Linked DNA regions of Homo sapiens: region 2 is linked to region 1. A link is an interaction called in ENCODE POLR2A ChIA-PET data of the cell type or tissue named here. Cell type or tissue: OCI-LY7. All regions are shown on one strand. Each heading gives the region's core, and the rest is flanking DNA. Links, peaks and the distances in the headings are about the cores only.

What was found. ChIA-PET counts read pairs that join two places held together with the same protein. Peaks named below come from ENCODE experiments on the same cell type or tissue, not always from the same donor. Only the 100,000 strongest peaks of a DNase experiment are listed, where the experiment ranks them.
Region 2: POLR2A ChIA-PET joins it to region 1 with 18 read pairs; 5 of 35 experiments call an interaction of 5 or more read pairs at or near these places.

Annotation. Positions count from the first base shown.
Region 1 is chr1:205,681,789-205,690,128 of GRCh38, forward strand. It overlaps LOC105371701 (a long non-coding RNA gene), which reads left to right. Exons shown (of 4, transcript XR_007066825.1): 2 at 1,632-1,787; 3 at 7,963-8,145. Among named protein-coding and RNA genes, the nearest start is that of SLC45A3, 5.4 kb to the left of the region's middle. RefSeq lists an enhancer at 6,559-7,515. In OCI-LY7, for the core only: no CTCF peak of the experiment used is centred there; no DNase peak of the experiment used is centred there.
Region 2 is chr1:205,609,389-205,617,728 of GRCh38, forward strand. It overlaps ELK4 (ETS transcription factor ELK4), which reads right to left. Exons shown (of 5, transcript NM_001973.4): 5 at 1-7,256. The coding sequence ends at 7,158. Among named protein-coding and RNA genes, the nearest start is that of ELK4, 18 kb to the right of the region's middle. In OCI-LY7, for the core only: no CTCF peak of the experiment used is centred there; no DNase peak of the experiment used is centred there; H3K27ac peaks cover 1,247 bases.

The DNA of each region.
Region 1 (8,340 bases), core at 65-8,064:
AGCCAGGAGAGAGTGGACGGTGGTATTTTGCAGGCTTGGGAAAGAACACTGGGAACATGAGAGAGTTGTCGCACCACAGACAAGTAAGAGCCCCCCTCTTCCTCCTGCCTCCCACCACTTCTTTCCAGGGGCCCTTGTGCTTTATGCCTTATGACAGGGGGATGAGGAAGGAGAGCTCAGGGGAGTGAGCACACAGCCTGGATCCCATGGTGATCCTGGGCCCTACCCAATCACCCCTTCCCAACTAAACCAGGTGGATGCACTGGCCAGGCCCCACCCAATACAGGGTACAGTAGGGCTCTCTGCTCTGAAAATCCCCCTCTTTCTGCTGATGTAGCCTCATGTTATAATAATAATAGTTGGCCAGGCGCAGTGGCTCACGCCTGTAATCCCAGCACTTTGGGAGGCCGAGGCGGGCGGATCACGAGGTCAGGAGATCAAGACCATCCTGGCTAACACGATGAACCCCTGCCTCTACTAAAAACACAAAAAAGTAGCCAGGCGTGGTGGCAGGCACCTGTGGTCCCAGCTACTCCGGAGGCTGAGACAGGAGAATGGCGCGAACCCGGGAGGCGGAGCTTGCAGTGAGCCGAGATGGTGCCACTGCACTCCAGCCTGGGCGACAGAACGAGACTCCGTCTCAAAATAATAATAATAATAATAATAATAGTTAACCATTACTAATTGTGCCAGGCACTGTTTCTAAATACTTTGTGTGTATTAACTCATTGAATCCTTAGCACAACCCAAGAGACTGGTACCATTTTCAGACAAAACAGAGGCAATTGGCCAGGTGCAGTGGCTCACGCCTGTAATCCCAGCACTTTGGGAGGCCAAGGTGGGCAGATCACGAGGTCAGGAGTTTGAGACCAGCCTGGCCAACATGGTGAAACTCTGTCTCTACTAAAAATACAAAAATTAGCTGGTTATGGTGGTGCGCACCTGTAATCCCAGCTACCAGGGAGGCTGAGGCAGGAGAATGGCTTGAACCTAGGAGGCGGAGGTTGCAGTGAGCTGAGATCATGCCACTGCACTCCAGCCTGGGTGACAGAGCAAGACACCATCAAAACAAAACAAAACAAAACAAAAAACAAAAAAAAACATAACGGAGGCAATTCCTCAGGGCAGTTACTTCACCCACAGCCCCTGATTACACAGAAAAAAACAGTCTCTGGGCCCCAGAAACAAGGCAGAGGCAGCAATCCCTCAGCAAGCCTGGCCAGTGACTTCAGAGCCTCAGAGAAAACCCGTACTACCCTCTAGGATGCTGTGGCATTCTGGGCAAATAACAACTTCTCTGGGCCTCACTTGTCCATGAGGTCCGCTGTAGGAAAACCACCATTGCCCTTTCCCTTCCTCTCTCTTCCCTCCCCCACCACACACACACACACACACACACACACACACACACACACACACACACACATTACTCCCCAGCCACTTCCCATTTATAGGAAATGGGGGATGATGTGAGGAGCAAGGCCATCCTTGGGGAACTGCTAATAGTCTAGCTGGATATTGGAGAAACCAAAGATGCTGGCAAAATGCATTAGCAGTCTCTGCCCCACCCCCACACACAGCCCCTCCTCATTGTCCTTGGGCTAAGAGCAAGCATCCTTCTCATTCCACAGAGACCAGATACCCAGCTGCATCTGGTTGGCCTCACGGAAGCCTGAGAAGTCATGAAGGACCTGGAGCTCCCTTGCTGTTCCCATCTCTTGCCATCTCCATCATCCAGGGCCGGTGGTCCACTTTGAGATGTCTGTGCTGTCTGCCTCAGGATGAGGGTGAGCAGTCTCTTCAGGCATAAGGGCCAGCAGCAAGGCCAAATCCTGGCTGTGGACTTGGAAGGAGGGATGAGCCCCCTGAACACAGCAATTCCATTTCTGGAATTTCTCTGGTGGCAAAATAATCAGAGATGTGTATATCAGAAGTATGTAAGAGTTTTTCATTTCATCATTCTTTATAATAGTGAAAAATTAGAAACAATTTAAATGTAGAATAATAAGCCATTGGCTAAGCAACTTATGGCAAATCCACTCAATAGAACACTATACTGCCATTAAAAATGATGGCATAGAATAATTTTAATAAGCTAGGCATGGTGGCTCACATCTGTAATCCCAGCACTTTGGGAGGCGGAGGTGGGTGGATCATTTGAGGTCAGGAGATTGAGACCAGTCTGATCAACATGGCGAAACCCCACCTCTACTAAAAATACAAAAATTAGCCAGACGTGGTGGCGGGAGCCTGTAATCCTAGCTACTTGGGAGGCTGAGGCAGGAGAATCGCTTGAACCTGGGAATCGGAGGTTGAAGTGAGCAAAGATAGTGCCACTGCACTCTAGCCTGCACTCAATTTTTCTTGAGATGGAGAGCGAGACTCCATCTCAAGAAAAATAATAATATATATATTTTTTGAGACGTAGTCTCGCTCTGTCTCCCAGGCTGGAATGCAGTGGCACAATCTCGGCTTACTGCAAGCTCCGCCTCCCGGGTTCACGCCATTCTCCTGCCTCAGCCTCCTGAGTAACTGGGACTACAGGCACCAACCACCACGCCCAGCTAACCTTTTTTTTTTTTTTTTTTTTTTGTATTTTTAGTAGAGATGGGGTTTCACCTGTTAGCCAGGATGGTCTCGATCTCCTGACCTCGTGATCTGACCGCCTCGGCCTCCCAAAGTGCTGGGATTACAGGTGTGAGCCACCGCGCCTGGCCCAATAATAATAATTTTAACAGCCTGGGGAAATGTTTATGATATTTTATTATTTTTTTTTGAGAGAGAGTCTCGCTCTTGGCACAATAGCAGCCGATCTCGGCTCACAGCAACCTCTGCCTCCTGGGTTCAAGTGAGTATGTCCAGCTAGGTTTTGTATTTTTAGTAGAGATGGAGTTCCTCCATGTTGGCCAGGCTGGTCTCGAACTCCTGACCTCAAATGATCTGCCCGCCTCGGCCTCCCAAAGTGCTGGGATTACAGGCATAAGCCACCATGCCCGGCCTTATGGTATACTACTAAGTGGAAAAAGCCAGCAACAAAATGGTGTACAGTGGGATATACATTTTTTTTAATTGTATATATACTAAGGCAACAAGATTGGATCTTGGAACAGAAAAGGGACATTAGTGGAAAAACTGGTGGAGTCTGAATAAAGTCTGTAGTTTAATAAATAGTGCCGCCAGTACTAATTTCTCAGTATTGTTTTTGTTTTTGAGACAGGGTCTTGCTCTGTTGCCCAGGCTGGAGTGCAGTGGCTGGAGCCGTGGCGCAACCATGGCTCACTGCAGCCTCGACCTCCTACGCCCAAGCGATCCTCCCACCTCAAGTCTCCTGAATAGCTGGGACTATAGGTGTGCATTTTTTGTACAGACAGAGCCTCATTATGTTGCCAGGACTGGTTTCACACTCCTGGGCTCAAGTGATCCTCCTGCCTTGGCCTCCCAAAGTGCCAGGATTGCAGATGTGAGCCATCAGGTCTGGCCAATTTCTCAGGTTTTTTTGTTTATTTTTTGTTTTTTGAGACAGAGTGTCACTCTGTCGTCACCTAGGCTGGAGTGCAGTGGCGTATTCTCGGCTCACTGCAACCTCCACCTCCCAGATTCAAGCAAGTCTAATGCCTCAGCCTCCCGAGTAGGATTACAGGCATGCACCACCATGCCTGGCTAATTTTTGTATTTTTAGTAGACATGGTTTTGCCATGTTGGCCAGGCTGGTCTCGAACTCCTGGCCTCAAGCGATCCACCCACCTCGGCCTCCCAAAGTGCTGGGATTACAGGCGTGAGCCACCACACCCGGCCAATTTTGCAGTTTTGATTATTGTAATATGGTATTGTAAGATGTTAACATTAGGGGAAACTGGTTGAAGGGCATATGGGAACTTAGTATTATCTGTGCAGTTTTCCCATAAATCTAAAATGATTCCAAGATAAAAAGTTGTTTAGGTATATATCTAAAGAGAGGAAACTATAAGAAAGGAAAGACATAACCACAATGTGGATACTGTTTTTTTGTTTGTTTGTTTTTTGAGATGGAGTTTTTGCTCTTGTTGCCCAGGCTGGAGTGTAGTGGCGCAATCTCCACTCACCGCAACCTCCACCTCCCAGATTCAAGCGATTCTCCTGCCTCAGTCTCCCTAGTAGCTGGGATTACACGCATGCGCCACCATGCTCAGCTAATTTTGTATTTTTAGTAGAGACGGGGTTTCTCCATGTTGGTCAGGCTGGTCTCGAACTCCCGACCTCAGGTGATCCACCCTCCTTGGCCTCCCAAAGTGCTGGGATTACTGGCGTGAGCCACCACGCCTGGCCGGATACTGTTTTGTTTTTGAGAGGGAGTCTCACTCTGTCACCCAGGCTGGAATGCAGTGGTGCCATCTCAGCTAAATGCAACCTCCACCTCCCAGGTTCAAGTGATTCTCCTGCCTCAGCCTCCTGAGTAGCTGGGATTACAGTCGCCCGCCACCCGCCCGGATAATTTTTGTATTTTTAGTAGAGATGGGGTTTCACCATGTTGGTCAGGCTGGTCTCGAACTCCTGACCTTGTGATCCACCCACCTTGGCCTCCCAAAGTGCTGGGATTATCTGCATGAGCCACAACACCCAGCTCGGATACTGCCTTTTTATGAGTGGAAGAATGACTTTAATTTTGAGGGGGTGCTAAGAGAACTTTTTTGAGTCTTTAAGTCTTCTATCTGCATCAAAAATTGCTTTTGTAAATAGAAAAGAATCAATAAAAATATTTTTAAAGGGCAGGAATAAAATAACATGAAGAAAGGAGAAAGAAAGAGGAATGAGAGATCACCATGGCAGGTGTTCCCCTGTGTGGACTGCAACACTCCACTTCCATCCAAACGACTGGAGTCACGGAGAGATCAGGAACCTGAACAGGAGAACCAGCCCCAGGAGCCTCCTTAACTGAAATGCTTAGGAAGGTCTGGTGAAAAGAAGTAAGATGGAACAGAGTTTGGAAAGGGTGAAGAAAGAACCTGCACCCAGCTCTCTGAGTTTGGGATACTCTGTGAGGACAGGACTTTTAAAATTTTTTTTTATTTATTTTTTTATTTTTGAGACGGAGTCTTGCTCTGTTGCCCAGGCTGGAGTGCAGTGGCGCGATCTCGGCTCACTGCAAGCTCCGCCTCCCGGGTTCACGCCATTCTCCTGTCTCAGCCTCCGGAGTAGCTGGGACCACAGGTGCCCGCCACCACGCCTGGCTACTTTTTTGTGTTTTTAGTAGAGACAGGGTTTCACCGTGTTAGCCAGGATGGTCTTGATCTCCTGACCTCGTGATCCACCCGCCTCGGCCTCCCAAAGTGCTGGGATTACAGGCGTGAACCACCGCGCCTGGCCTTTGTTTTTTTTTTTCTTTTTAAAGAGATGGGGTCTCCCTATGTTACCCAGGCTGGCCTCAAACTCCTGGACTCAAGGAATCTTCCCACCTCTGCCCCTCAAAGTGCTGGGATTTCAGGCATGAGCCACTGTGCCTGACCAGAGGAAGAAATTAAAACCGCTGAAAGGAGAATTGGACAGCTGCTTCTTCCCTGTCAAATCCCAAGCTTAGGAATGACTGTGACCTCTAGTTCTGGAGGTCACCCATGCCCCACCTTGACTGTCATCACAAGATGGCAGAGCCTTGGAGTTGCTGACAAATGAGCCCTTCACTACACAGCTGGTGACCTCAGGTTTGAGTGTTGCCCCTGCAGGGAAGATTTTGAAACAACAAACATGGCCTTCAAGGGCACTTTCTTCAGGAAATATCCCCCTGACAAATGAACATCAGAAACACTTCTGTAAAGGGATCTTTCCTCCCAATTTGAACCTCCTCCTGAGTCTTCCCCTTCCCCACCCAGACCTACGGGAAGTCAGAGAAGAGACCAGAAGTGCCTCCAAAGCAGAAAGATTTAGCTGAGCAGAAAGCAGAGGTGGTGAAATGCTGAACCCATTCCTGCCATGGAAATGTGTTGGCTCTTCTGCAGGCAAAGTCCACGCTGAAAAGAAATGGCTTCGGAGGGCAAACCTCCATCCGAGGAGACAGTTCGGGAGCCAGATCAGAGCTCAAGTTAGGGAAGAAGAGGTCTAAGGGAGTTTCCCTAAGGGGCAAGTCCCAAGTGGCTTTAAGCAGAGATTAAGCATGATGGGGACATTGTGAGACTTTCAGGCACTAGGTAAGAGGTGAGGCCGAATGAACACAATGGTCCTTTTCAGTTCTGAAATCCAATGAAACCCATCACAATCTCCTCTCAAAGACCCTAGTAGCTGGGTCTCTTAGCCTCCCATGTTTTAGAGGCAGCAGCAAAATGCCATGATGGTTCATATTTTAGAAACAGAAATTACAGGACAGATTGGGATTGGGGTTAGGCTGCTTGGTGGAGCTCAGTCAAGGCTGAGAGGCAGAGGCATAAAAGGTAATGCTATCTCCTTCTCCCTGAGGGTTTCAGGATAGAACCAGACAACCTCCCAATAAATCTCTAAATAGCAAAGACACCAAGGTAACTGGACTGGCTTCTGAAAAGCCTGGAGCGAGGAGGTGATTATGTCACTGTGAATACCGGGGATTCTACTCCCAAGCTCAGATGCCTGAGGTGCTAACTACAGGGTGGAGTTTGAGACTGGGGAGGGACAGCCAGAGGCGACAGAGCTCTGCCAGCTCCACATCCCCCGTGGAGATCTTTCCCCAGCTAAAATCACTGAGGGGCTGTGTGCTACAGTGGAGAAAGTGTGGGCTCTGGAACCAGACAGACCCAATGCCATTTACCATGCATGCAGTCATTCATTTCTCATTCGATGACCATTTAAGGAAATAACAGTTACAAGTCAGGCTCAGTGCTAGGATCGATCTAGTAACCTTATGCCTGTGAGTAAGTCATTTAACTTCTGAGCCTCTTTTTTTTTTTTTTTAATGCAGAAAGCTTTTTCTTCTTCTTCTTTGAAAAAGGGTCTTGCTCTTTTGCCCAGGCTGGAGTGCAATGGTGCAATCACAGTTCACTGCAGTCTCTACCTCAAGTGATTCTCCTGCCTCAGGCTCCCAAGTAGCTGGGACCACAAGTGTGTGCCACTATGCCTGACTAATTTTTTAAATTTTTTTGTGGAGACAAAGACTCACTGTGTCTCCCAGGCTGTCTTGAACTCCTGACCTTAAGCGATCCTCTTCAGCTTCCCAAAGTGCTGGGATTACAGGCATGGGAGCCACCTTGCTTGGTCACAATGAATGTTTGCTCATTCTTCTGTCTGTATAGAATCCTAAATGTGATGCTGTGTGGCAATGGGGAAGATCATACAAGATACAGTTTCTGTCCTTGTGGAGATGACAGTCTACTCTGGAAAACAGAAAGTTGTACACAAACGTGACCCAGCAACATGGCAGCAAATGCAAAAATCTCAAGGCTGCAAACCAACTCCAGAGGGCAAAAATGATCCGAGTTCAGAGGGATAAATCCAAGGAAGCAGGGTGGAGTGGGGGAAGTTCTGAGCTGAGTTTTTGAGGCCAGTTGGCTGGTGATGGTGGAAGATAATTACTTATTTCTGTGCTATACTTAAGGGCTTTACTAAGCTCTTTAATAAACATCGTCAGGTTTGATTCTCACAAGTACCTCTAAGGTAGGCAGGTGCCACCTCCTTTTACAGATGGGGAAACTGAGGTCAAGTGACTTGCCTAAGGTGGCATCTCTGAAGAATGAGAGCCTGAGGCCGCATCAGCTGGGTGTGCTCTGAGAGCCCTGAGTTCTCTGTCAGGCAGCAGAGGAGAGGGCTCCGCTGTCACTAAATTAGTTCTGCACCTCAGCAGTGTGTTACGGCAGCAGCAGCAGGCTCAGACAGAGCCCAGATCAGGAGGCTGAGGAGCTCAAAAGGGATTTGGTTGCTGGCTGTGACTCCACAGTCTTCAGAGTGGGGAAAATAAAAGGGTCAAACAAGGGGCAGGAGGGCGCAAGGGGAGAGGCCGAGAGGTCTCATTCCCATTCTCCCCTGTAGGGCTGACTCTCTGACTTCAAGATAGGAATAAAAGGAGGAGGAGTCTGCTACACCCACCATCAAGTGCGCTCACAGTATTTACTCAACCAGTGACAAGGAGGGCCAAACAAGAGGAAAAATCCTAGAACTGCAGCAAGACAGATGGGAATCACACTAGAGGAGGGACTTCCCAGGGCATCTGAGGTAAGGTGTAAAATCTCTGCCTTCTCCTCCCTAAATGTCCCCACAACTGAGTCCAGTGCAATACAGCCTGAAGATGATAGATGGGTGAGATGGCATATGGAAGCCCCATTGCAGGCCTCTGATGATGGGGGTCCTCCTGGCTGAGTAGCTTTTCCCATTCTGGAAGGGATGTCCTGAATGTGCTAGGAGTTGTGA
Region 2 (8,340 bases), core at 128-8,127, 72 kb before region 1:
AAATGAAACTGCTCAAAGGCAAAAATAAAGAAATATAATTGTGATTAGAAAAGATCCAGGGCCAAAACAAATAAATAGGCCTCAAGGAATAAAAAATTAATTGTATTCGTTTCTTTTCTATCTTTACATATACGCATCTGTCAATTTCACTAATACTGAACAGGGAAGTTCATAAAAATGCTACTCTACCACTTAAACAATAAATGTAAGCAATGAATGTACATACAAAGGCCACTGGTTAATACTGCCCCAAGTAACAAAACAATGAAATGTCAGGATTGTGTCCCCTACACAATAGACAATAAGCAACAATGACCAAACAGAAAAGAAACTTAAAATTGGATACTTTATAAATTTAAGTGTAATCTATCAATTGCAAATTATTTTTAAAAATCGTAAATTTCTACAAAGCACAATATTAAAAGCTTGCAAATTATTTTAAAATATCCTAGCCAAAAGGGCATACCTTACAGAGCCTAGAAGAATGGCTCATTAGGTAACCCATTTATCCCTTCTACAAACACCCTATAAATTCCAGAAAACATAAACAAGAAATAAACCTTACTTCTCTGACCCTCAATATCCTTAAGTTGAAATTAAACAAACAAAATAATCATTAAGTGCTTCCAGTTATTAAAAATGAAACAGTGCTAATATTGGTGCCCAAGAAAGTGCCAAGTGATTAACACCAATATATGGCATTCCCACCCCTGAACTTTAGGCATTCTTGAATGATTCCATTGGCTAGAACTCTGGGCCAGCCACAGGAAACCCCCACCTCCTCCCCGACCCCATCCAGAAGATCCCAGGCCTATGTGAGCATGACTCACAATCCTTGGAAGGGAAAAGAACCAGAAGGAGCCTTTATGAGATGGGAAACAAGGCAAAGTTGAGAAGATCATTCAGCCCAAGACACTCCACTCTGAGGTTTTGGCTAATACTAATGACATACAGTTTAAAAGGATAAATTAGGCCACAATACCAGCATTCCTCCACTACTGTATTCAATCCATGGTCGAATCTCTGTACTTTAGAAATACTGCTTCCAGTATAAACCTCCTCTTTGAGAAACTTACAAACTAATAAAGATTTTACACAAAAGCAAACATAAATGTAGAAATTTTAAGAAAGGACATCCTTATTTGCTCAATAATACATGAACCTAAGAGAACAGTTTACTATGACTTTGTTTAGAGTATGTCACATGTAAGCAGTGTATTTCTAAAATGTTGGTGAGCAATTCATCTTTAAGGCCTACTGAAATGTGCAAAGCATTAATCTTTTAAAAAGTGGCAACTGCAAAGTGCAGCAAATTTTTTTAAGTTTTAGTATAAAATAGACTAGGAGCCATCAATGTATGTTCCCTATGAAAACAGATTTACACGCGCACACACACACACACACACATTCAGTCAATACATCAGTATATATGCATACACATACATTTACTAGGACAATAAATCAGAATGACTTGGAAAAAGAAATGGTCTAGTCTCCCAATTAAATATTTCAAAGTAAAGTTTTCAACCTCATAAAACTTCCTGATGTGGACTATACTCAAATGATTAGCACTCAAGAGATTAACTATGTTTGATTGTATCCCTCATGAATTTTCTTGTTAAAAGTTTCCTTTAAAATTATGTCAACAACAGCATGAATTTCCTGTTTTCTGTAGAAAGCTTAGAGCCAGTATTTCCCCTCTCATACAAACCACTCTGGATTTTCATATTTCACAATAAGTAAGTGTGGATGGCAGCACCTTAGAAATTGCTATTTTCTGGCAGGCTATCAATCTATCATAATTTTTTTCAGAGAAGTGACTTGAAGAAACTGACAGTTTCAAATGAAACAATTATACTACCATTAACGATTCACCTTTCAGATTTGCTCGGCTTACAGGTCAAAACATGACTTGTATAGTAACAGGTTCCACCAAGTACAAGAAATAAAATCAAACCACCTTCTTTTCTTAATACACGACCAACCACAAGAATTCTAGATCCTAAGATTAAACTTCAACTTCAGTAAGCAGAGTTCTGATGACATAAGAGGAATAACAGGGCACTTTGTTTCAGGCAATGCCAGCAACATTAAAACAATAACAAAACATTTGTTGATCCCAAACCAAGAATATAATTCTATTTTCCACAGAACCCAGTCTCTGGTTAGAGTACCTGCTGAAGAAAGACAACTATGGCTGACCTCCACACTTCACTTACACTACTATGGACTGAACAATTAACTTCTCAATACTATTTTAGAAATAATATATTCTATCATAGCTTCAGATGACACACTACATCATGAGTAGTATTTTAACTTTCCTATTGGTTTGGTAATTCATTTAGAGCCCCAGATTTCTGCACAGAGACCTGCATTGGTCTCCAAACTTGTTTTCATACCTAAGAATGGCACCTAAGCACGATTCTAGACTCCTGGCACGGGTAAATAAAACATATACAGTCAATGAGGTTAAAAACAGAACAGACCTATAAAGAAAAGTATTCCTTTAGTTGCTGAAATATCAGATTTTAAAAATCAAAAACTTATTAATGCAGCAAGAAAATGTAACTTGTTATATATTTTAACATAAAGCAACTTGAAATAATTCTAAATTTGTTGGTAAAATATAACATAAGTCCCAAAGAAGTCTGTGAGCAGACTAGTAAAATAAAAATAGAGTCATACCTAACATGAAGATAAGAGACAACAGGCTGACGAAAGTAATAGGAATAAAGCTGTGGAAAACATGTGGTAATGGATTATTATTTGGGAATTTATCAAAAAGAATTAATGTGAAATTTCAAAAGTTGACAATAAGCTCTCCTGAAAAACTCCAAATCTCTAGGATTTCTCCATATATCATAAGAGAGCATCATATATGTTTGGAGATTAGAATGAGAATATCCTGAGTCAGCAGTCTTTAGGAAAAGCGTGTGCTTCTGGAGGGTGCACAAGACAACCAACTGGGGTGTGGGAAGAAAATACTATAACTGCTACTCAAGAATTACTTTTTATGCCATCCTTCACTTCAATTTTTGTGTATTTTTTTATAACACACATATTACTTTGGTATAGCGGTATATAATTTAACATATACCCATATGAATTTTTAATAGGGAAAGTTTTTATGTTCAATAACTCTTACTGATCAATTTGTGTGTTCAAAAAGGCTGGACACTCCTTTTCTGAACCACTGCTTCAGAGGTATTGAGAAGTGGTACTGAGTGGCTCTAAATGTGCTTACATTCACCAAAAACATAAAAGGACACCTTTAAGAACTTAAGAATCATAGTAGAAAGTCAGATCAGGATGAAACAATGTTGTCAGACTGGACGTCACACAATGCAGGGGTGAATGGAACTGAAGTGATACTATCAACAGCCTGGAGTTACAGCTCCAGAATTCCAAACCTCTGATTTACTTAAGTCAGTCTTGACTTTTAAAATCTGTAATATAGTATGTAAATCTTCAAGGAATTTTCCAGTTAAAAAAAATCCAGTAGCCTAATAGAGGCTCATAGGTTTACTGTCCCTATCAAAATTTCAACTGTCAAAATGTGGGAAAAAATTAAACTCATATTTTAACTCTAAGAAGCTTACGGTTGACCTTTCAAGGGCCTCTAATTCTTTTTTTTTTTTCCTGACCGTACTCCTCAAAATCCAGATTGTTTGTGCATACATTTAAAAAAAAAAAAATCAATGGAAATTTCCACCTTTGTTCGAACACATAAAGTATGCCATGAGCAATATAACATCACAAACGTACTGTGACAAACCATTAATAAAGAAGGATTACTAAGCCAGGTGTGGTGGTGCATGCCTGTAGCCCAGCTATGCAGGAGGCTGAGGCAGGAGGATCACTTGAGCCCGGGAGTTTGAGTCCACCCTGGGTAACACACCAAGACTCCATCTCTAAAAAATTAAATTAAAGGATTACTGAAAGATCTCATTTCTAAAAAAAGAAAAAGAAAAAGATCACTGAAGTCAGACATGATATTTTAATTTTGTATTTTGAAAAGTCAGTATATAAATAAGAAAAAATTATTTTAGAAATTATGTGAAAATCCACTCTTGGGTGGAGTAAATGCAATGGTTTGCCAGCACTGGCTCTGAGCCAACTGTGCACATCCTTTCTGAACTCTAAGGTGGTAGCTTGAAATCAGCCACAGGAGGAGTAACTAATTTATATCAAAGAATTTGATATAAAATTCTAATTTATATTAGAATTTTATTTATAATTTATATTTGCAGCAAATGCTACAAATTCAGCGCTCCCCCCCACCCCCACCCCAGAGATCCTGGTTGTTAAACATTTCTAGCACACGACTGAGTGGATAGCGACCAGAGCAGAAGGAAAGCTAAGGTATCAGAGAAGATGTCTCAAAACCCCATTCAATCTGCTCCCCTTCCGTAACTTAGGCTACTGCTGCCCAACAGCATTCATCCTGGCAAAGTGACTAGGGATGGATACGAGCTACAGCTACCAATTACAAGTCTCTCCAGTGAAAACTGATCTGAAGTGGTACATCACCTTTCACACTAAGAATTCTGCATATATTCAACAGAATATGAAGCTGAGACTTTTCCAGGAAGGAGGTAGTCTATAAACAGAACTGTCTGCCTCATACACCTGCAGTAAGGTTGTAAACTTTGACTTAAAAAAGGATACGCACACACACACTTCTCCAAATTAGTTGATCTCAAAGAGATAGCAGATCACCAATCTGTGACAGCCTCACACCTCTGAGAGGCTATAGATTTATGCAAAAAGGACTCACTAAAATGGTTTACTAGGAAGTTGCTTCAACTGAGTTTCAATGGTGCCCTTGGTTCCAAGGTACCTCTGTGCTGAGACAGTTAATTATTAAAAATACTGTCTGTGAAAACAAATCAATGGCTTTTCTCCTTTAATTCAAAAAGATAAAATACCTTTGTGCTTTCAAAATTTAACACATCTAGTTAAATCAACCATCTATATCTACTTATTTAATGTACAAAATGTTAACCTAATTAAAACTATTTCAAAGTGCTGCTGAGAGGTCCAATTTCAAACAGGCATGCAAACTAAATAATTTAATATGGAAAAAAAAGTCCAATATGTCTGTTCCCCATCACTATTAAACAATACCTTTCAACACTACTATTGCACATCTCAGGAACAGAACCTTCAACTGATAACCACAAATGAACCAGTAACAAGTCTCCGACACTACAGATATAAAGGCAGCTCACTGAATATGTTCCCTCTACTACTACTAAGTTAGCTAGCATAGATGTCTTCTTATACAAGAGCTTCTCTACACTGTATATAAGCACATTTAAAGTAAATACCATGCATCTGAAGATGCTAGTTTGTAACAGTGTCAGTCTGAGCCTTCAAGTTCTTACTTCTTCATTTAGTTCATGTGATTCTACAGGATTAGAAGACGAGTTTAACCGGTGGGAGAGATTGGTGGGGGAGGGTGGTAGTGGTGGTGAATGGTGACAACATATAATTTAATCCTGGACTTTAATTTTCAAAAGACTCCACTGTGATACTGATATCAATTCAGTTTGGGGAACCAACAAATCTGTACCTGGCATTGATTACCATATAGTAATATTTTAAAAATTTGGTAATGTAGAGAATAAGGCCTACATTTTTTACTACTAATATGAACAATCCAATCCCTATGTATAAGCATTCCCAAATGAACTCTGCTCTTCCCCATTTAAAAAAAAAAAGTTGAAAGAAATAAGCACATCTGAGCCTGCGCCTTTGGGAGGCTGAGGTGGGCGGATCACAAGGTCAAGAGATCAAGACCATCCTGGCCAACATGGTGAAACCCCGTCTCTACTAAAAATACAAAAATTAGCCAGGCGTAGTGGCGCATGCCTGTAGTCCCAGCTACTCAGGAGGCTGAGGCAGGAGAATTGCTTGAACCCGGGAGGCGGAGCTTACAGTGAGCTGAGATCGCGCCACTGCACTCCAGCCTGGGTGATAGAGCAAGACTCTGTCTCAAAAAAAAAAAAAAAAAAAAAAAAAGGAAATAAGCACATCTTCGCTCCTGACTGGGGAGGCTTCACTTTGAATTCTACCTTCCTAACTGCATCTTTAAAACTATCATAACCTCTAACAACCTTAAACATAAAGGAAAGGTGATAAATGTATAGTAGAAAATGAGGTAAAATGAACAGGAAAAAGACAGGTCCTTCACTTGGTTATCTTCTAATTGAGAAAACCACTACATGTTGTTTCAAGTTATCTGATCGAATCTTTTACTCAGAGATGTTTCAAATATTCAAAATCCAAGTTCATCCTCCTAAAAGTGATCATTTCCCATGCTGTATTCCATGGGCATATAATCATACCACCCAGAGGGCAAAGAGCATTTCTGTGCTAGATGTGAGGTCCCATATTCTTACTAGGTGTTCCAAAAACTGTCTTAAACCCCAGGTCTAAAAATCTTTCTATAGTGAAATAGACTAGCTCCATGCTCTGTTGACAGGTTCAGACAGGATCATACATATGGCTAAGAGATCCACCCTGAATAAAGGTAAACAAGATGCCTTTTCATGGAGTTGCTTACACGTTATAGTTCACACAAAACAATCTCCCCAGTATGACTGCTCCAATCTTACTTTGTATGAATAGGAATGATTCTTCTTCTTCCACTGCTTAGGAACAGCTCACTTTAAGTCATTCAACAGAGCACACTTAGTCCTAAAGATGCCAATTCATTTCACAAATATTTCTTTAAATAATAGATTCTAAGCATAATTTTTCCTGGCCAAAGGGTCCCAATAGCCAGAAGGAGTAACTTTGTTCTTAATTGCTTTTGCAAAGCACAGTCACTAAAGCCCACCAAAAACTTCTTCAGCACAAAGCTCAAAATATTTTTAAAGGAGAAAAGAAAAGGAAGGAAGGAAAGAAAAAGAAAAGGAAAAGACAGAGGGAGGTGGAGTTTAGACTCCAATTAAGGCATTTTTATACATATAGTCCAACTTGAGTCCTATTCAAAGAGAATCCTAAAAAGATGTTTTCAATGGGGAATGGCAAAAATCACAATAGTCTATTATCAGCATTGTAGAACTATCAATTGCTCACTTCAAATGCAATCATGTTGAATGTCTGTTTCTTCGTTCCTCGGTTCTCTCATTCCACAAGTGCATAGGTTATGTCTTCTGTAGGTCTGGGGAAAATGGGCCAGGGGTGGAAGGTCCATCCAGCCCAGACAGAGTGAATGGCCCATGACTGTTCAGTACAGAAGGAAACTGAGAAAGAAAACAAAACACATTATCATCCTATTACTCAACCCCAACTTTTACTTTCTATCCTACTCTATTACCTGAGGCAAAACACAACAGCCTTCTGTAATGGCTCACAGGACAAAGGCAGTGGCTGTTTATCATGAAAGAATATGATGTCATAACAAAAACTAGAAACAAAAATCTTTTGTCCTAACATATTAAATATTAACATTCTCCAACTTACCTCAATGGAGTAGAAACAAAGAACAACCTGTACCCTCCTTCATATCCTAAGGTACACAGGTTTACAATTAACCTCAAATGAAGGTTTTAGAAAGTTCAAGTAAATGACAATATGCACTACAGAGTGTAATTCAATTATGGAGCAAATCATAAACCCTCAAAAAGAGATCCAGAAAGGTATAAATAGCACTCATCCTAGAAAAGGGTTCCCCATCAAGTATTCTGAGGCCAGCTCTACAGGGAGATTCCAGGCTGAAGCTACAGGAGCACTATGACTTTGCTTAAGGTCTCAGCTGACTCTATAACTCAATTATCTGCTCATGTGTGGCAATGAAAAAAAATATGAAAAATTCTCAACTTTTTTTTCTATTCAATAATTTTAAACGTTGGCAAAAAATAAAAAGCAGAGAGATTTTTAATTTTCCTCTTTTTCCCTACCATTTCATTTCTAAAAGAATGAGAAGTTAAATTACAAAATATAAGAAAATCAGAGATAGTCAACCATGAATAAGTAAATGAATTGACTCCAAGAAAGTCTTTAAGTTATAACATCTAAGTGTTTTGGGCAAAATAATGGCTAAACCCATTAGGAATGGCAAGAACTTTCCTAACGTCTTGGTGAAGAGATAATATTCATTTTTTTAAAAATGTACATATAAAATGTTGATAAATTATCAATTCTGACTGAGGGAGAAATGGGACTGTTTGATATACCATTTTCAAGACCTTTCTCTATTAAAAAAAAAAAAATGCTTGGGCCGCGTGCAGTGGCTCATGCCTGTAATCCCAGCACTTCGGGAGGCTGAGGCGGGCGGATCACCTGAGGTCAGGAGTTTGAGACCAGCCTGATCAACATGAAGAAACC